Regions from separate parts of the Homo sapiens genome. Here region 1 is linked to region 2. Evidence: read pairs that join two places in POLR2A ChIA-PET (ENCODE). Cell type or tissue: OCI-LY7. All regions are shown on one strand. Each heading gives the region's core, and the rest is flanking DNA. Links, peaks and the distances in the headings are about the cores only. Region 1 holds the start of TMEM89 (transmembrane protein 89). Region 2 overlaps CIMIP7 (ciliary microtubule inner protein 7).

Region 1 (9,955 bases), core at 1,956-9,955, 560 kb before region 2:
ACACCAGGTTAAGAGGGACATATTTATGTGGTTTGCTCCACCCTTGTGTAAAGTTAGTTTATTGGTCTTGTTCTAGAATAAACTAGGAATGTGGCTCGTAGGAAAATCCTGCTGGGTAAGGACAGAAGTGCAAAGTCCTATTGCCTTAAGGACATGCCCCACGGCACCCAGTGCTGGGAAAACTGTGAGCCATGGAAGGAAAACAAGGTTTGAAATGCGTGGAGCCAGAACCTCGTCTGTGGAAAATTCTTCCAAATTTCATAGTTCCTATATGAAAGAAGGCTGATGACAGTTTCTCAAATTTTACAACAATCCAGAACATTTGTATGGCACCGTCAACAACAGATTAGGAAGTTTAACTTTCCTAAACTACCAATAATTAAAACACAAATTTCAACCATGTTAGGAGGAAGACTGAAGTATCTTTTCTCTGTATGGAAAATATCTCCCCCAAAAATCACAAAATCCTTGTCCTCTGTAGAGGCCTTCAGAGTAAGAAGCCAGACCATGTAGGGGACCAAGGTATTAGAAATATGTCAGGAAGTTGCCACAAGTTATGTTATTTTTCTGGATTTAGTATTGTAGTATTTGTCAATTTAAAAAAAAAGTTTTCAAAAAAAAGTATCATCATTTCTTTTCTCATTATTTTAATTCACTTCCATTTTTGAATTCATAACGTTGTTGCCTTTTTCTAAAGCAGGAACCTGGGACAGGCACTGTGGCTCATACCTGTCATCCCAGCACTTTGAGAGGCAGAGGCAAGAGGATCAGTTGAAGCCAGCCTGGGCAAGATAGACTCCATCTCTACAAATATATATATATTTTTTAATTAGCTGGGTATGGTGATGTATGCCTATAGTCTCAGCTACTTGGGAGGCCAAGGCAGGAGGATTGCTTGAGTTCGTCAAAAAAACAAAAAGAAACAATTTTTAAAAAGGGGAAAAAGAAAGAGAAAGGGATTAAAGTGAGGGTCCCTTCTTTTCCAGGGTCCTTAGAGCAAGGGCGGCTGAGGCACTAGAGCATGTTTGAGACTGCCATAGAAACAAAGGCAGCTAGGGCGGCCTGCCTGACCCCAGGTTGGGGCTGCTGGAGCCAAGAATCTGGGGAGGGGCTGTTATTGGAGACAGAGCAGTGGCCTCTCAAGGGAGGGCCTTGCAGGGCCTGGGAAGAAGGAAGCCAGAGCCAGCTGCTGTTTGATGGCAGGACTAAAGTCACCTCCCTGAGGTGGTGACAAGGATGGGTGAAGCCAAAGGGTGTGCGACTCCACAGTGATGGGGGCTTGGGGCTCTCAGTCCCCCATCAGAGATCCTCAGCATCTGGTTCCAGCTTCACCACTGCCCCCACCCCTCTTCTCAGCTGACCAGGTCCCTCCTCAGCTCACCCTGTGCACTGGAGAGGCCCAGTACCCTCACTCAGCACTTGAGGCCCTTTATCATGTGCACTGCCCACCTTGCCCATGTGCAGAGAGTACCAAACACAGCACGTGGCTTTTGCTCAGAACCAGACCGCCACCTGGATTTCCCTTCCTCACACCCATTTCCCCTCAGGGCTCAGCCAGGTTGTTGGCTCCTCTGGGCAACCCTTCCTGAGCCACCCAAGCCTGTCCCGTTGGTAAGTCCTCTCCCATCACACAGGGAGTCCCCAGGTACTGGTCAGGCCAGAGGAGCAGTTTTTGTTTGTTTTGAGACAAGTTCTTGCTCTGTCACCCAGGCTGGAGTACAGTGGCACAATCTTGGCTCACTGCAACCACTGCCTGCCAGGCTCAAGCCATCCTCCCACCTCAGCTTCCTGAGTAGTTGGTACTACAGGCACACACCACTATGTGTGTGCTCAGCTAATTTTTGTTTGTTTGTTTGTATTTTTCGTAGGGATGGGGTTGCCATGTTGCCCAGGCTGGTCTCGAACTCTTGAGCTCAAATGATCCTCCCACCTCGGCCTCTCAAAGCGCTGGGATTACGGGTGTGAGCCACCACGCCCAGCCCAGAGGAGCAGTTGTGTCTCCAGGAGGGATCCTTAGGGAGGAAAGGTCAGTTGGTGGGGGCAATGGAGCAGTGTGAGCCAGCCTATGCCCCACCTGCCCGCCCGTCCTGGACACCAAGTCAGCTGACTCTAAAAGCTGAAAAGGGACACACGGTCCAGACAGGCCTGGAAAGAGCAGACCTGGCCCAGGACCTCAGGCTGTCAGGCAAAGAGAGGCACATGTTCGGTCACCCACTCTGGGTGGAAGTCCCCTTTATTTGGATTTGCCGCTGGGTGGCTAGATGACGTAGGTGGCCTTCGATGTGGACCAGGAGGGCATCCAGCATGTGCAGGACCCCACGGAGCAGGGTGTGGTCTGAGATTGGGGCCCGCCGTTTCCAGGGTCCGCAGGGCTCAGTGGTCACCTGCGGATGCTGAGACCAGGACCAAGAGGCAGGAGTGAGAATGGTGGGCAGAGAGGGAGATGTGACAAGGGGCAGTGATGGAGCTGGGGAGCAGGGAGTAGGGTGTGGGGCAGTGCCCAGATGGGATGGGAGGGAGACTCAGGGTGATAGAGGATCACCGAGGGTCTGTTGTGGGCTACAGTGGTCATGGGGCCCACAGGGGCTGGATGAGAGCAGGGGTACTAAAGGGGAGAGTTGGGGGCAGGGTGCTGGCTGTGGGTGGTGGACATGGGTTCCACGAAGGTGTGTGGACACAGGGACAATGGGCTGTGAGCTGGGGGTGGGGGTGTGGGAGGTCCACAGGCCAGTGTGGACCCATGGGGCAGGGTTGGGTGGAAGACGGGCTCACTGAGCGTACGTATATTGAGGCAGGGGCTGTGGGGGAGAAAGAAGAGCTGTGCTCACCTCACCCTTGGTGGCCTGTGAGCGCCGCCGCCCCTGCAGTATCTTGCGGCAGATCATCAGCATCGTGGTGGTGATCATGACCGCAGCCACGGGGTAGATGCGGCTTGCTCCAGGGCCCAGCCAGTAGCCAGGACAGCTCAGGCCACCCCTACAGCCCTCCACACTCTTTGGCTGACACCCCCAGGGCTGCAAGTCCAGCCCCACCTGGTACCAGAGGGGTCTCGACCAGGCGTGGGTGGAGGCAGACGTCACCAGCAGGAGCAGCAAAGGCAGCGAGGCCAGCACATGCAGCATGGCCGTCGCTAGTGCCAGGGCCGGAACCCGGGCACCTGGCAACGGGCAAACGCCCCTCCCCCGGGAAGAGGCCTGGCTCTAAGGCAGCAGGTTCCAGCCAGGCCCATGGCCTTTCATGAGCAGCCTGGCCAGAAACTGGCTGTGGTCAGGGGGCTGGAGTCCAGGGCTTGAGGACAACGGCAGACCTGGGTTCTGGGTCCTGCTGTCCCAGCGGGCCTAGCTGGCCCCAAACTGAGGGAGCACCTCCTTTTGAAGCTGGGCCCTAGGCTGGGTGTAGTGGCACACACCTGGAATCCCAGCACTTTGGGAGGTTGAGGCAGGTGGATGGCTTGAGCCCAGAAGTTTGAGACCAGCCTGGGCATCACGGCAAAACCCCATCTCCATAAAAAATACAAATAATTAGCTGGGTATAGTGGCACATGCCTGTTGTCCCAGCTACCCAGGAGGCTGAAGTGGGAGGATCACCTAAGCCTGGGAGGTCAAGACTGCAATGAGCTGTGATTGCACCACTGCACTCCAGCCTGGGCAACAGAGTGAGATTTTTTCTCAAAAAAGATAAAAAAAGAAACTAAGTCCCAAACAGTTAAAGAAACCAGTAACTAACAGAAATTCTTTTTTTTTTTTTGAGACAGAGTCTTGCTCTGTCGCCCAGGCTGGAGTGCAGTGGCACGATCTCCGCTCACCGCAAGCTCTGCCTCCCGGGTTCACGCCATTCTCCTGCCTCAGCCTCCTGAGTAGCTGGGACTACAGGCGCCCGCCACCTCGCCCGGCTAATTTTTTGTATTTTTAGTAGAGACGGGGTTTCACCGTGTTAGCCAGGATGGTCTCAATCTTCTGACCTCGTGATCCACCTGCCTCGGCCTCCCAAAGTGCTGGGATTACAGGCGTGAGCCACCGCACCCGACCTTACAAACTTTTTTTTTTTTTTTAACTAGGCTGGGCACCATGGCTCAGGCCTGTAATCCCAGCACTTTGGGAGGCCAAGGCAGATGGATCACCCGAGGTCGGGGGCTCGAGACCAGCCTGACCAACATGGAGACCTGCCTCTACTAAAATAGCCAGGCGTGGTGGTTCATGCCTGTAATCCCAGCTACTCAGCAGGCCGAGGCAGGGGAATCACTTGAACCTGGAAGGTGGAGGTTGTGGTGAGCCGAGATCGCGCCATTGCATTCCAGCCTGGGCAACAACAGCAAAACTCCATCTCAAAAAAAAGAAAAAGGCCGGCTGTGGTGGCTCACACTTGTAATCCCAGCACTTCAGGAAGCTGAGGTGGGTGGATCACGACATCAGGAAATTGAGACCATCCTGGCTAACATGGTGAAACCCCGTCTCTACTAAAAATACAAAAAAAAAAAAAAATTAGCTGGGCGTGCTGGCACACCCCTGTAGTCCCAGCTACTTGGGAAGCTGAGGCAGGAGAATCACTTAAACCCGGGAGGCAGAGTTTGCAGTGAGTTGAGATCATGTCACTGCACTCTGGCCTGGGCGACAGAGCGAGACTCCATCTCAAAATACAAACAAACAAAAACTAGCTGGGGCTGGGTGCGGTGGCTCACCCCTGTAATCCCAACACTTTGGGAGGCCAAGGCAGGAGGATCACTTGAGGTCAGGAGTTCAAAACCAGCCTGGCCAATATGGTGAAACTTCGTCTCTACAAAAATACAAAAATTAGCTGGACATGATGGTGGGTGCCTGTAATCCCAGCTATTCAGGAGGCTGAGGTGGGAGAATCACTTGGACCCAGGAGGTGGAGGTTGCAGTGAGCCAAGATCGTACCATTGCACTCCAGCCTGGGCGACAGAGCGAGACTCCGTCTTGGGTGGGGGGAGGTGGGGGAACTAGCTGGGTGTGGTGGCATGTACCTGTAGTCCCAGCTACTTAGGAGGCTGAGGCAGGAAGATCGCTTGAGCCCAGGAGGTCAATGCTGTAGTGAGTGGTGATCACAGCACTGCACTCCAGCCCGGGGAACAGAGCAAGAGCCGATTTAAAAAGAAAAAAAAAAAAAATCCACACGGCCCCTAAAACCTTTTGCTTTCCACCAGGGGCATCACCTCTCTAGGCTGACCAAACTCGCAGGTCCCCCACACCCAACCGCAGCCCCACAGTCCACATCGCAGTTGGGTGAGTGCTCAAAGATGTGGGATCAAAATCCACAGGCAGCTCCCCCGCTGTCAGAACAAAGCCCAAAGTCTCCCCCTGGACTGTGAGGTCCCCCCACCCTCTCACCTCAGCTCATGCTGCCCCTGCCTCCCACAGGCCTGCCTCAATACCCCCACTGCCAGCACCACAGCTCCCCAGGCCTAGAAAGTCACCTTCTTTCTTATGGCTGGAATTTCAGTTCCAGGGTCACCTGCTGAGTCCCCCTCCCATGAGCATCTTGGGTAACATATGACCTCTTCTATCACGTGACCCTGCTTTATTTTCTTCAAAGCATTTCTAACTACCTGCAATTTCCTGTTTGAGGTCTAAACTGCCCTCTCCAACATATAAGCTTCATTCAAACAATATTTACTGAGCAGCTGCCAGGCACCATTTCTGATGCTAGGACGTGGTGTGACAGAGTAAATAAAAGCTCTTATTTCCTGGGGCTGAACTTCTAGGCCATGAGTTGGGGGGTGGGGGGTGATGGTGCCAGGCACCAATACAGACCATGATAAAACAGAGCCAGGCAAGGGTACCTCTGCGATTTGAAGGGCAGGGTGGCCTCTGTCCATGCTCAGGATGGTGCCCAGACCCCTGCACAGAGCCTGGCACCTGCTCAGCACCTGATGAACAGCAGTGCTCGCATGTTTGGAGGAGAGGACCTGAGCCCAGCATTGTTTTCGCATTTCCTGGCATTTCCTCATTTATTTTTGAGACAGGGTCTTGCTCTGTCACACGAGCTGGAGTGCAGCTCCCTCCAGCATGATTTCAGCTCACTGCAACCTCCGCCTCTTGGGTTCAATTGATCCTCCCACCTCAGCCTTCCCAGTAGCTGGGATTACAGGCGTCCAGCACCATGCCCAGCTCATTTTTGTATTTTTAGTAGAGATGGGGTTTCACCTGCCTCGGGCCTCCCAAAGTGCTGGGATTATAGGCCCGGCATCTACTCATTTAATATTCACTGAGCAACCCCTGAAGCAAGAATTGTAGCCACTCACGCTCTACCGATGAACAGCACACTGAGGCCCAGACAGATCCTAAGACCCGGTCCCTCCCCTGCCATCACTGTCAGCTGACCCAACGCCCCACTGCCTGCTGGGTCACATGCCCAGATGTCGGCATTTAATGGCAGAAATCAACACACACTCCTTGGCTGACAGTGTTCTACCATGCCCAGGTGATCTGTCACCCATGCGGGGCATGATCTGGGCTCATTGCAACCTCTGCCTCCCAAGTTCAAGCGATTCTCATGCCTCAGCTTCCCGAGTAGCTGGGATTACAGGCATGTATCACCACGCCCGACTAACTTTTGTATTTTTAGTAGAGGTGGGATTTCACCATGTTGGCCAGGATGTTCTTGAACTCCTGATGTCAAGTGATCCACCTGCCTCTGCTTCCCAAAGTGCTGGGATTACAGGTGTGAACCACCGTGCCCGGCCCGGTCATGCTTATTCTTAAGCATAGAGCAGCAGTGTGGGGGAACAGCTGCTCCTAGGTGTTCACTCTGTATCCTCCAGGGACTGCCCATTGGCACCCACGCTGCCCTGTACCTTCTCGGGTATTCCTGAGAGCAAATTATTCCTGAGAAGCAGCTCTGGTTCCAACTGTTTCACATCTGAGGAGACAGCGAGTGAGGGCTATGCATGGCTGGGGAGAGACCTTAACAGGGGATGCCTCCACAGCTCCCCTGCTCTGTACCCTAACCTCCCGAGTCCTTCCTACACCTTCTGCCCCGTCTCACCTTCAGGGCACAGGAAGGGTCAGCAGCCACAGCTGTGGACCACCCACCACCAGGGCCCCACCAAGCCACAGCAGAGACTGGAGTTGAGCAGACAAATCTTTATTCCTGAGGCTAAAATATGCACCAGTTCCCTCCCTGTACCGCGCCACTGCCAGCCTGACTGCATGCAGGCCCTGTCCCAGACCTGGAGCGCTGAACTTGGAGTCCCAGGACCTCCTTCCCTGAGTTGTGTGTGTGTACATGGAGGGGACTCCTGGGTAGCACCTGGAGGCGGCCTAGGGGTGAGGGGCTTCTCAAGGGTGCCCTGCACCTCCAGAGGTGCAGTCTTGGGCAGGATGTAGCATGTTCAGAGTCTGGTGACCTGAGCAGGCAGAGGAGGGGAGGCTCTAGTCAGTTTCCAAAGGACACAGACCAACCCCCGCCCCTAGAACAGCTTTATCCAAAGACAGCGGAGAAAGCACTGGGCCCACTGGGGACAGAGCCATGGCCACCAGGAAAGACTCCCTGGAGCTGGGGCCAGGGTGGGGACAAGCAATAGATTAACAAAAAAGAGCTTGGCAGGCCAGAGGTAGGCTCACCGAAACAGGGCTGTCGGGGACAGGCCTCGGGTGTTGGAGGGCAAAGGTGACAGCATCATGGACAGAGGCAAAGAGATGCTTCTTGGTGATGGATGCATCGAAGAAGTGCCCAGCCTCAAGCTGGCTGACCACAGGGCCTGTGGGCAAGAAGTAGGCCTCCCCTGACTCTCAGAACCTCTAGGAACTCAACTCCCGGGAGCCAACAGAATGCCCTGACCTCATCACCCCTGACCTCCACCCCTGAGGCTACAGCTGAATCCACATCACTTGTAACCCTGGACTCCTGTCTCCCAGGACACCTCTGACCTCCAGTTCCAGAGAAAGACTTTTTCCTTGTGCTACTTGGAAAACCCCTTGGCCAAAAGTATCCTACCCTCTTCCCAGGTCCCTCCTGCTGTTCCCACCCTACTCACTGTGGCAGGCCGCCATGTACACCTCCACCTCAATCTCCCGGAAGTCATGGAAAATCTGTAGCGGAAAAGGGGGCCAGCCTCAGAGGGAGGCTCAGGGACTCAGAGGGGGGCTCGGGCAGGCTTGGGGAGGGAGTTTAGAAGGGGAGCTTTGAGGGTTTGGGGAGTCAGAGGCTGGGAGTGCTCTCAGGGCAAATTACAGGGTCAGTGTGGAAGCTCGAGGGGCCTTGGCCTGCCCCCGTCCTTACATTCTTCAGGCTCTTGAGGCACACAGTGTCCACAAAGGAGAGGGCACCCAGGTCCAGGATGAGGCTGTGGAAGTCTGGCTGAGGCAGGCCCAGGGCCTTCAGTGTGGACCCATCTGGGGCCTTGGAGTCTTCTTGACCATTGGCTGTTGCATCTTCCATCTTATCTCCTGAGCTCACCTGCTGGGGAGCCAGACATGCTGCCAGGGCCACCCATGAGAGAGTGAAGGCAGGACTGGCCGCACACAGACACGCGAGAACACGCAAGGTCAGATGGGGAGCATGCATGGGACACATAAGGACACAAACATGCGGGAGTCACATAGGTGTGCAAAGACAGGAATGACAGATGTGTGGGGACATGCAGGAGGGCACACCCAGATGTGCATATACTGCTCTGCTACCTCCTGGGCCGACGCTGCACAGGGACACGAGAAGGGAGTCCCTGTCCCATTCTCATCAGCCAGGGCTGAGTGGGGAGGGGGCCCAGGAGCAGGCCAGAATAGACACGGGCATCCACATGAAACGCATGCAGACACCTCGGCACCCTGCCCTGTCTCAGTCTCTAATTAAGTTTGGCATCCTCTTTGACCCCTCAATTTTTTTTTTAGAGACGGGGTCTCGCTTCATTGCCCAGGCTGAATGCAGTGGTTATTCACAGGCACCATTAGAGCGCACTGCAGCCCCGAGCTCCTGGGCTCAAATGATTTTCCCGCCTTAGCCTCCCGAAGAGCTGGGACTACAGGCGCGTACCACCACGCCTGCCTTTGACCCCTTGATTTTCTCCCATATACCCCATCCCTTTCCTCTACCCATGAGCAGACTCTGGGGGAAGTCTTGTGGGATCTACAAATTCAAGGTCTTCATCTAGGCCTGAGAATCTAAGCCTAGATTCTGTGGCATATCACGACGCTCCCTGAAGAATATCTGACCCAGCCTCCCCACTCCTCCTGCCATCGGCGCAACACCCTCGAGCCCACAGCTGCTGGGTCCATGGCATTCCTCATGAGACATGTGGATCCTGCATCTCTGCAGCTCACAGCTGTCACCTCCTTTCCCACCTCCAGTCTCACCATCATCTTGCAGTCCTCAACGTTGTTGCTCCTCATGTCTTCAAGGCTGGTGTTGACATTAATGGAAACTGAGGCGCCCTTGGGGGAGGCAGCCTACACCAGGGAAGACAGGGAATGGGAAACAGCTAGCCCGGCTGCCATGACAGCCATGTCACATAGGCCTGGTGATGCCCCCTGGTGCTGGGCAGGTGGGTGGGCCAGGACCAGAAGCTGTGGGACCTGCAGCAGCCAGGCTGAAGCTCCTGGAACAGCCGTGAAAGGGAAGAGGACTGTGACGGTTCTCACTGTCACTGGTTCAGATGATGGGAGAGAAAATGCTGCCTAGAGCCCGGACCTGCTAGGGGAGTGAAGCAGGGTCCCTGGGAGCATGAGGGAGAAAGGGGAAGGGATGAGGAGTGAGGACGAGGGAGGAGTCGGGGGCCAGGAGAAAGGCTGGGGCAGGGAACAGGGGGCAGGAGATGGGGGTCACCAGACAAAAGGGGCCCTGCCTGTTTCCGAAGCTTCTCCTCTTTCTGCAGTTGCTTCAGCTTCAGCTGCTCCTGCTTCTTGAGCAGTTTCTTCTTCTGGGAGATGAGGAAGTCGACATCCACACCACACTGGAGGCAAACATCAGAGAAGGGTTGGTGAGCTCTCTGGGAGCTGGG
Region 2 (9,711 bases), core at 1-8,000:
ACTAAAACACACAAAAAAATTAGCTGGGTGTGATGGTGTTTGGCTGTAATCCCAGCTACTCAGGAGGCTGAAGCAGGAGAATTGCTTAAACCTGGGAGGCAGAGGTTGCAGTGAGCTAAGATTGAGCCACTGCACTCCAGCCTGGGCAACAGAAAAAAAAAAATTAATGAACAGGGACAGAAGGTCCTGGCCCCAGGGCATTTACTTTGGCTCAGTTGGAGCTAGAGAGCCTTGCTCCACTCCCATGCAGAGAAAGCCCATCTCTTAGGCCTCCAGACTTCAGCAGGAATCTGTCCCAAGAACACCTTCTTGCCTTTGTGCTTGGCTTCTGCCTGCAGAGCCATTCCCTCTCCAGTCACTCAGTTTCTCCTGCTGTAGACCTGAAGTGGCCAGATCTGGTGAGGTCAGGCTTGGCTGGCTTGGGAGTATAGGTAATGGCTGACAGCAGGTCCCCAGATAAAATACAGGGGCTGGCTCCATCCCTGAACCAGAATCTTCAGAGTAGAGCTTATTGTATGTGTGTTTAAGAGTTCCCTTTTTAGGCCAGGTGCGGTGGCTCACGCCTGTAATCCCAGCACTTTGGGAGGCCGAGGCGGGCGGATCACGAGGTCAGGAGATCGAGACCATCCTGGCTATCATGGTGAAACCCCGTCTCTACTAAAAATACAAAAAATGTGCTGGGTGTGATGGCGGGCGCCTGTAGTCCCAGCTACTCGGGAGGTTGAGGCAGGAGAATGGCGTGAACCCGGGAGGTGGAGCTTGTAGTTAGCTGAGATCACACCACTGCACTCCAGCCTGGGCGACAGAGTGAGACTCCGTCTCAAAAAAAAAAAAAAAAAAAAAAGAGTTCCCTTTTTAGAACCGCCTGCCTTAGACAGTCTGATGGTAGTCTTCAAGCAGAATGAAAACTCCAAGAAGGTGGGAAGCTTTCATTCCTCAAAATGCAAGCTGAGGCTGGGCACAGTGGCTCATGCCTATAATCCCAGCAGTTTGGGAGGCAGAGGCGGATAGATCACTTGAAGCCAGGAATTCGAGACCAGCCTGGCCAACATGGTGAAACCTTGTCTCTACTGAAAATACAAAAATTAGCTAGGTGTGGTGGTGGGCGCCTGTAATCCCAGCTACTCGAAAGGCTGAGGCAGGAGAATTGCTTGAACTTGGGTGGTGGAGGTTGCAGTGAGCCGAGATCTCACCACTGCACTCCAGCCTTGGCAACAGAGAGACTCTATCTCCAAGAAAAAAAAAAAAAAAAAAGCAAGCTGAGGCCGTGCAGTGGCTTACACCCGTAATCCCAGGACTTTGAGAGGCCAAGGAGGAAAGATTGCTTGAGCCCAGGAGTTCAAGACCGGCCTGGGCAGTGTGGAAAGGCTCCCAGACACTGTCTCTACAAAAAATAACAAATTAGCCAGGCGTGGTGGTGCATACCTGTGGTCCCAGCAACTAGGAAAGCTGAAGTGGAAGGATCACATGAGCTTAAGAGGTCAAGGGTGCAATGAGCCATGATCGTGCCACTGCGAACCAAGCTACAGACTGGGAGAAAATATTTATAAACCATATATCCAACAGAGGACTAGAATATATAAGGAAGTCTCTCAACTCAACAGTAAAATCACAGTCTAATTAGAAAATGGACAAACATGAAGACATCTAACCAAAGAAGATTTACAGACGACAAATAACACATGAAAATGTGTCCGGAATGGGTGGGTTCTTCGTCTCACTGACATCAAGACTGAAGCCGCGGACCCTCGCGGTGAGTGTTAACAGTTCTTAAAGGCGGCATGTCCGGAGTTTGTTCCTTCTGACGTTCGGATGTGTTCCCAGTTTCTTCCTTCTGGTGGGTTCGTGGTCTCGCTGGCTCAGGAGTGAAGCTGCAGACCTCCGCGGTGAGTGTTACAGCTCTTCAGGCGGCGCGTCTGGAGTTGTTCGTTCCTCCGGGTGGGTTCGTGGTCTCACTGGCTTCAGGAGTGAAGCTGCAGACCTTCGTGGTGAGTGTTACAACTCATAAAGGCAGCGTGGACCCAAAGAGTGAGCAGCAGCAAGATTTATTGCAAGGAGTGAAAGAACAAAGCCTCCACAGCGTGGAAGGGGACCAAAGCGGGTTGCCACTGCTGGCTGGGGCAGCCTGCTTTTATGCTCTTATCTGGCCCCACCCACATCCTGCTGATTGGTAGAGCCCAGTAGTCTGTTTTGACAGGGCACTGATTGGTGCGTTTACAATCCCTGAGCTAGACACAAAGGTTCTCCACTTCCCCACCAGATTAGCTAGATACAGAGTGTGGACACAAAGGTTCTCCAAGTCCCCCACCAGAGTAGCTAGATACAGAATGTCAATTGGTGCATTCACAAACCCTGAGCTAGACACAGGGTGCTGATTGGTGTGTTTACAAACCTTGAGCTAGATACAGAGTGCCCATTGGTGTATTTACAATCCCTTAGCTAGACATAAAGGTTCTCCAAGTCCCCACCAGACTCAGGAGCCCAGCTGGCTTCACCCAGTGGATCCCGCACTGGGGCTGCAGGTGGAGCTGCCTGCCAGTCCCGCGCCGTGTGCCCACACTTCTCAGCCCTTGGGTGGTCAATGGGACTGGATGCCATGGAGCAGGGGGCGGCGCTTGTTGGGGAGGCTCGGGCTGCACAGGAGCCCAGGGAGTGAAGGGGGAGGTTCAGGCATGGCAGGCTGCAGGTCCCGAGCCCTGCCCCGCGGGAAGGCAGCTAAGGCCTGGCGAGAAATTCAGCACAGCAGCTGCTGGCCCAGGTGCTAAGCCCCTCACTGCCCGGGGCGGGGGGGCCAGCCACTCCGAGTGCAGCCCGCTGAGCCCATGCCCACCCGGAACTCACGCTGGCCGGCAAGTACAGCGCGCAGCCCCAGTTCCCCCTCTGGCCTCTCCCTCCATACCTCCCCGCGAGCTGAGGGAGCCGTCTCGGGCCTCGGCAAGCCCAGGAAGGGGCTCCCACAGCGCAGCGGCGGGCTGAAGGGCTCCTCAAGTGCCCCAAAGTGGGAGTCCAGGCAGAGGAGGTGCCGAGAGCAAGCAAGGGCTGTGAGGGCTGCCAGCACGCTGTCACCTCTCAAAAAGATATTCATCATTAAACATCAGGGAAATGCAAATTAAAACCACAATAAGATATCACTACACATCTATCAGAATGGCTCCAATTGAAAATGGAGACAACATCAGGTATTGGTGAGAATGCAGAGAAACCAGATCATTCATGCATTGCTGGTAGGAATATAAAGTGGTAAAGCCACTCTCAAAAACAGTTTGGCAGTTTCTTTTAAAAACTAAACATGCAGCCGGGCGCGGTGGCTCATCCTGTAATCCCAGCACTTTGGTAGGCTGAGGTGGGTGGATAACCTGAGGTCAGGAGTTCAAGACCAGCCTGGCCAATATGGTGAAACCCTGTCTCTACTAAAAATACAAAAATTAGCTGGGCATGGTGGCACACACCTGTAATGAGATTGCTTGAGCCCGGGAGGCGGAGGTTGCAGTGAGCTGAGATCGTGCCACTGCACTCCAGCCTGGCCGACAGAGTGAGACTCTGTCTCGAAAACAAAACAAAACAACAAAAACACTAAACATGCAACTACCACATGACCCAGCAATTGTATTCCTGGGCATTTATCCCAGAGAGACAAAAACATATGTTCAACCAAAAGTTTATATACAAATATTCTTAACAGCTTTATTTGTATGAGCCAAAAACTGGAATCAGGTCAGATATCCTTTAACAGATGAATGATTAAACAAACTGGTACATTGGTACCAAGGAAATACTACTCAGTAAATGAAAATAAATGAACTATTGATACACACAATAATTTGGATGAATCTCTAGGAAATTATGCTGCAAAAATAGCCAGTCTCCAAAGGGTGCATATTGTATTATTCTATTTATATAACTGTTTTTGAGACAAGGTCTCACTCTGTTGCCAGGCTGGAGTGCGGTGACACAATCATGGCTCACTTCAGCCTTGACCTCCTGGGCTTAAGCAATCCTCCTACCTCAGCCTCTGGAGTAGCTGGTACCACAGGTGCATGCCATCATGCCTGGCTAATTGTTTAACTTTTTTTAAGAGATGAGGTCTCATTATGTTGCACAGGCTGATCTTGAACTCTTGGGCTCAAGCAATCCTCTTGCCTTGGCCTCCCAAAGTGCTGGGATTAGAGGCATGAGCCACTGTGCCCAGCTTTATATAACATTTCAATTTTATTTAATTTAATTTATTTTTTTGAGACAGAGTCTCACGTGTAGCACAGGCTAGAGTGCAGTGGTGTGATTTTGGCTTGCTGCAACCTCCACCTCCCAGGTTCAAGAGGTTCTTATGCCTCCGCCTCCCAAGTAGCTGGGATTACAGGCATGTGCCACCACACTGGCTAATTTTTGTATTTTTACCAGAGATAGGGTTTCACCATATTGCCCTGGTTGGTCTTGAACTCCTGACCTTGAGCAGTCCACTGCCTTGGCTTCCCAAAGTGTTGGGATTACAGGCATGACCCACCGCACCTGGCCTATGTAATTTTTTTTTTTTTTTTTTTTGAGATGGAGTCTTGCTCTCTTACCTAGGCCGGAGTGCAGTGGCGTGATCTCAGCACACCACAACCTCTGCCTCCCAGATTCAAGCACTTCTCCTGCCTCAGCCTCCCGAGTAGCTATGATTACAGGCGTGAGCCACCAACCTCAGCAAATTTTTTGTATTTTTAGTAGAGATGGGGTTTCACTATGTTGGCCAGGCTGGTCTTAAACTCCTGGCCTTAAGCAATCCACCCACCTCGGCCTCCCAAGTGCTGGGATTACAGGCGTGAGCCACTGCGCCCGACCTATAACATTTTTAAGTGACAAAATTTTAGAAATGGAAGATTGATTGATTTAGAAATGGGGGCCAGGCGCAGTGGCTCAGGCCTGTAACTTTGGGGGGCCGAGGTGGGTGGATCACCTGAGGTCGGGAGTTCAAGACCAGCCTGACCAACATGGAGAAACCCCATCTCTTCTAAAAATACAAAATTAGCCGGGTGTGGTGGTGCATGCCTGTAATCCCAGCTACTCAGGAGGCTGAGGCAGGAGAGTCACTTGAACCCGGGAGGCAGAGGTTGTGGTGAGCCGAGATCACGACACTGCACTCCAGCCTAGGTGACAGAGCAAGACTCTGTCTTAAAGAAAAAAAAAAATTACATAGACCAAGCAGGGTGGCTCACACCTGTAATCCTGACACTTTGGGAAGCCAAGGCAGGTGGATCACCCGAGATCAGGAGGTTGAGACCAACCAGGGAAATATGGTGAAACCCTGTCTCTACTAAAAATAAAAAAAATTAGCTGGACACGGTGGTGGGTACCTGTAATCCCAGCTACTCAGGAGGCTGAGGTGGGAGATTTGCTTGAACCCGGGAGGCAGAGGTTTCAGTGAGCCAAGATCACACCATTGCACTCCAGCCTGGGCAACAAGAGCGGAACTCCAAAAACAAAACAAAAAAACAACAAAAAAACCAGAGCAGCACCAGGGATCCCTTGTGATGTTGGTCTACCATCACAGTCAACTGTGGTGTTAGATACACAAAACTACACAGGTGATAAAATTTTAAAGCTTTTTTTTTTTTTTTCCCCGAGACGGAGTCTCGCACTGTTGCCTGGGCTGGAGTACAGTGGCTCGATCTCAGCTCACTGCAACCTCTGCCTCCTGGGTTCAAGCTATTCTCCTGCCTCAGCCTCCCAAGTAGTTTGGATTACAGGTGCCAGCCACCACTCCCTGCCAATTTTTTGTATTTTTAGTAAAGATGGGGTTTCACTATGTTGGCCAGTCTCAAACTCCTGACCTCATGATCCACCCGCCTGAGCCTCCCAAAGTGCAGGGATTATGGGCGTGAGTCACCGCGCCCGGCTATAATTTTATAGCTCTTTTTTTTTTTTTTTTTTGACACAGAGTTTTGCTGTTGTTGCCCAGGCTGAAGTGCAATGGCGCAATCTCGGCTCACCACAACCTCCGCCTCCCGGGTTCGAGCAATTCTCCTGCCTCAGCCTCCCAAGTAGCTGGGATTACAGGCATGCACCACCACCCTGGCTAATTTTGTATTTTTAGTAGAGACAGGGTTTCTCCATGTTGGTCAGGCTGGTCTTGAACTCCCGACCTCAGGTGATACACCCGCCTTGGCCTCCCAAAGTGCTGGGATTACAGGTGTAGCCTGGAGTGCAGTGTTGCGATCTCAGCTCACTGCAAGCTCCACCTCCCGTGTTCACGCCATTCTCCTGCCTCAGCCTCCTGAGTAGCTGGGACTACAGGCGCCTGCCACCACACCTGGCTAATTTTTTTTTTTTTTTTGGAGATGGAGTCTCAGTCTGTCGCCCAGGCTGGAGTGCAGTGGTGCGATCGCGGCTCACTGCAACCTCCGCCTCCCGGGTTCACACCATTCTCCTGCCTCAGCCTCCCAAGTAGCTGGGACTACAGGCGCCCGCCACCATGCTTGTCTAATTTTTTGTATTTTTCGTAGAGATGGGGTTTCACCATGTTAGCCAGGATGGTCTTGATCTCCTGACCTCGTGATCCGCCTGCCTTGGCCTCCCAAAGTGCTGGGATAACAGGCGTGAGCCACCGCACCCAGCCTATAGCCACCACGCCCCGCCCATAGCTCTTAATACACACACACGCACGCACGCACGCACGCAGAAGTAAAACTAAGGAAATTTGAATGAACTTTAGTGATTAAATCAATGTCAATGTCCTTGTTGTGATATTATACTATAGCTTTGCAAGATGTTACCATTGAAGGTAACCAGGCAAAGTGTAAAAGAAATCTCTATTATTTTTTACAACTGCTTATGAATTGATAATTATTTCAATGAAAGTTTCAATTAAAATAAAATCTAGGAGTCTGGGGCAAGTTTCAATTGACCCCCAAATTTCTCCCATTGTCTATCCTCAGCTACTGAATTACACTTAGCCCTAGAATGTACATGTCTTTCCTGTCGGAGGCACCTCTGACTGGAAATTCACTATTCCTATAGTGGCAGGATAATTTATTGACGCCCAATGAGTTTTGTTCTCTCAAAACTGTGGGAGCTTGGTGAGAAGCACAGTCATTTCCTCTCTACCCAGGCAATTCTGGGTATTCTTGCCCTGCAAAGAATGATCACTAGCATCTTTGTTTCTTAATCATTCAAGGCTCCTTTTCCAACGAGGTGGTAAAATCCATGGTTTCTGAGCAGGTAGAGCTAGGACTGGGATTCCATCTTAAGAGGACTTGGAAGAGAAGTGGGCTTCTTTGGAAGGGGCAGTATTTGCATGTGGGAGGGCTAAGGGCCCCTGTGGAGGCTGGGCAGTCTGCACTAAGAGAGGAAGCTCCTTGGCAAACTGAGGGATGGGATGGCAGCAAGGGCCCAGCAATCATGGCACCACAGGTGAAGAACATGCACCCAACCAGACAGGATTCCTGTCCAACCTGAGGAACTAAGAGAACCAGAATTATATTTCCCAAGAATCAGGCAGTTGACGGCTGGAAATAGATTAATCTGCTTTAGAAAAAAAATGAAAAAAAAACCCATAATTTTCTTGCATCTGTATGTCATGGACAAAAATTTTACAAACCAAAGGAGAGTGGATGCTACATCTTGGAAAGGCTTTAAACAATAGCTAGAATCTGCCAGCTGAAACCTGGTACCTCTCAGCCAGTGCAAAAAGAAAATGTGCAACTTCTCTGAGCAGTCCTATTAATTAAAACAGCTTTAGACCTAGAAAGAACTGTGAGATTTGACATTTATATAACCTGAATCCAAGACACAGATTATGCTACTTGGGGCTGCTGATAATGCTAGTAAATTTTTTATGTAGCAAGTCCTTACATTGATCAGCAGCCAAAACATGCCCCTTACATGTCTGTTTCTGAGGAATGAGTTTAACAGATTGATAGGATGTTCCAGTCTCTGGGAGGAGAGCTGCCACTGAGGGCAATGACAAACATACAGCAGGAAGTCTCTGTGTTGCTTCTCTTTCTGTACTTCCCAGATCCCTTCACTCTCAAAAGGGAGGTGGCCCTGGATGGGCAGTATGGAGCTGCATCTGGGCCTGGCTTGGTAGGCTGTAGCAGGCAGCCCTTGCAAGTGTATATGCTAAGGAAGTTCAGTTTCCATAAAATAGCAGCCTTCAGGACCCTGGTCTCAGCCTGGGAAAGCAATTCATAGAAAATCCAGATGGCAGATCAAGTAGGACCTGGCAAAAGGCTGGGAAGCAAGAAGGTGCAGTGGGTGGTACCTGTTTTAGGCACCCCTTCAGGTCCCTCTGGGCCTTTCTTCTACCCAGTTGTTGCTCCGGAGGCTGACCTGACTGCACCCCACACTAGGCTCCCTTTGTTCTGGCCACCAGGGAACCCTGGGAGGACATGGAGGAAAAGAGAGAGGAGGTGTTTCTTCTCTTGGCTCCCTCCTAGGCCACATCCCACCTGGCTATGTCTCTGTACCTAGGATCACTGATCCTGTCAGGGTGACCCTTTTCATACCTTTATCTCCTTCTCGATTCCAGAAGCCATGCCTCCCCCTTGTCCCCCTTTGGGCTCAGTAGTACTAACCACTTGGTTGTTACCAGCCTGTGGGAATGCCTTTATCTGAGGCTGTCACAAGCAATCTTTTGTAAACATACCCTTCCGAGTTCTGCTGTTTTGAGTATGCTTGTTACTGTTGTGACTCCGATTTATTTATTTATTTTTTATGTTATTTCATTTTTTGAGACCGAGTCTCACTCTGTCACCCAGGCTGGAGTGTGGTGGTGCCATCTTGGCTCACTGCAACTTCTGCCTCCCAGGTTCAAGCGATTCTGCCTACCTCAGCCTCCTGAGTAGCTGGGATTACAGGTGTGCATCACCATGCCCGGTTATTTTTTTTTTTTTTTTTGAGACGGAGTTTTGCTCTTGTTGCCCAGGCTGGAATGCAATGGCGCTATCTGATCTTGGCTCACTGCAACTTCCACCTCCTGGGTTCAAGCCATTCTCCTGCCTTAGCCTCCCGAATAGCTGGGATTAGAGGCATGCGCCACCAAGCCCAGCTAATTTTGTATTTTTAGTAGAGATGGGGTTTCTCCATGTTGGTCAGGCTGGTCTTGAACTACCGACCTCAGGTGATCCTCCCACCTCGGCCTCCCAAAGTTCTGGGATTACAGGCATGAGCCACCGCACCTTGCCTATTTTTTTTTTTTGTATTTTTAGTAGAGATGGGGTTTCACCATGTTGGCCAGACTGGTTTCGAGCTCCTGACCTCAAGTGATCCACCTGCCCTGGCCTCCCAAAGTGCTAGGATTACAGGCGTGAGCCACCTCGCCCAGCTGTGACCCTGATTTATGATACACAGTGCCCCTTCCTTGTCTCCAGGCTTGTAAGTAGTAAAGGGCCTAGGGCCCTGTATCCCTTTCCCATTCTCCAGAAGCCTGCTATAGCCACTCCAGGCTATCTCAGCCATCACTCCTTTCCAGTATTCCCTGGCCAAATGTGTAGGCCAGTAACCAGCTGCCTCCTGTACTACTTCCCTGACCAGAGGAGGCCTCCTACTAATTTCTAAGGACCTGGACTGTGAAGCTGGCTGTGGAATGGACCATGGGCTTTCTTAGCATTAAGGAATCTGAATGTGAAGGTAGTTGTCAGCAAAACTCAAGGCTTACTTCCTGGGTTCTAGAGGCTCTTTGCCTGTAGCTACCCACCCCGGCTAGGCCCTTACCCTTTGTCCATCTAGAAGGGG

Evidence for each region. Peaks named below come from ENCODE experiments on the same cell type or tissue, not always from the same donor. Only the 100,000 strongest peaks of a DNase experiment are listed, where the experiment ranks them.
Region 1: POLR2A ChIA-PET joins it to region 2 with 6 read pairs; 2 of 35 experiments call an interaction of 5 or more read pairs at or near these places.

Annotation. Positions count from the first base shown.
Region 1 is chr3:48,618,635-48,628,589 of GRCh38, forward strand. It overlaps TMEM89 (transmembrane protein 89), which reads right to left and starts at 3,135. Exons shown (of 2, transcript NM_001008269.3): 1 at 2,829-3,135; 2 at 2,125-2,393. The coding sequence starts at 3,122. The coding sequence ends at 2,208. It overlaps SLC26A6 (solute carrier family 26 member 6), which reads right to left. Exons shown (of 21, transcript NM_022911.3): 16 at 9,800-9,907; 17 at 9,312-9,404; 18 at 8,242-8,421; 19 at 7,997-8,051; 20 at 7,584-7,720; 21 at 7,089-7,366. The coding sequence ends at 7,352. In OCI-LY7, for the core only: no CTCF peak of the experiment used is centred there; a DNase peak (open chromatin) is centred at 5,537.
Region 2 is chr3:49,180,108-49,189,818 of GRCh38, forward strand. The region is part of intron 2 of CIMIP7 (ciliary microtubule inner protein 7); the gene reads right to left. Among named protein-coding and RNA genes, the nearest start is that of CIMIP7, 6.9 kb to the right of the region's middle. In OCI-LY7, for the core only: no CTCF peak of the experiment used is centred there; no DNase peak of the experiment used is centred there.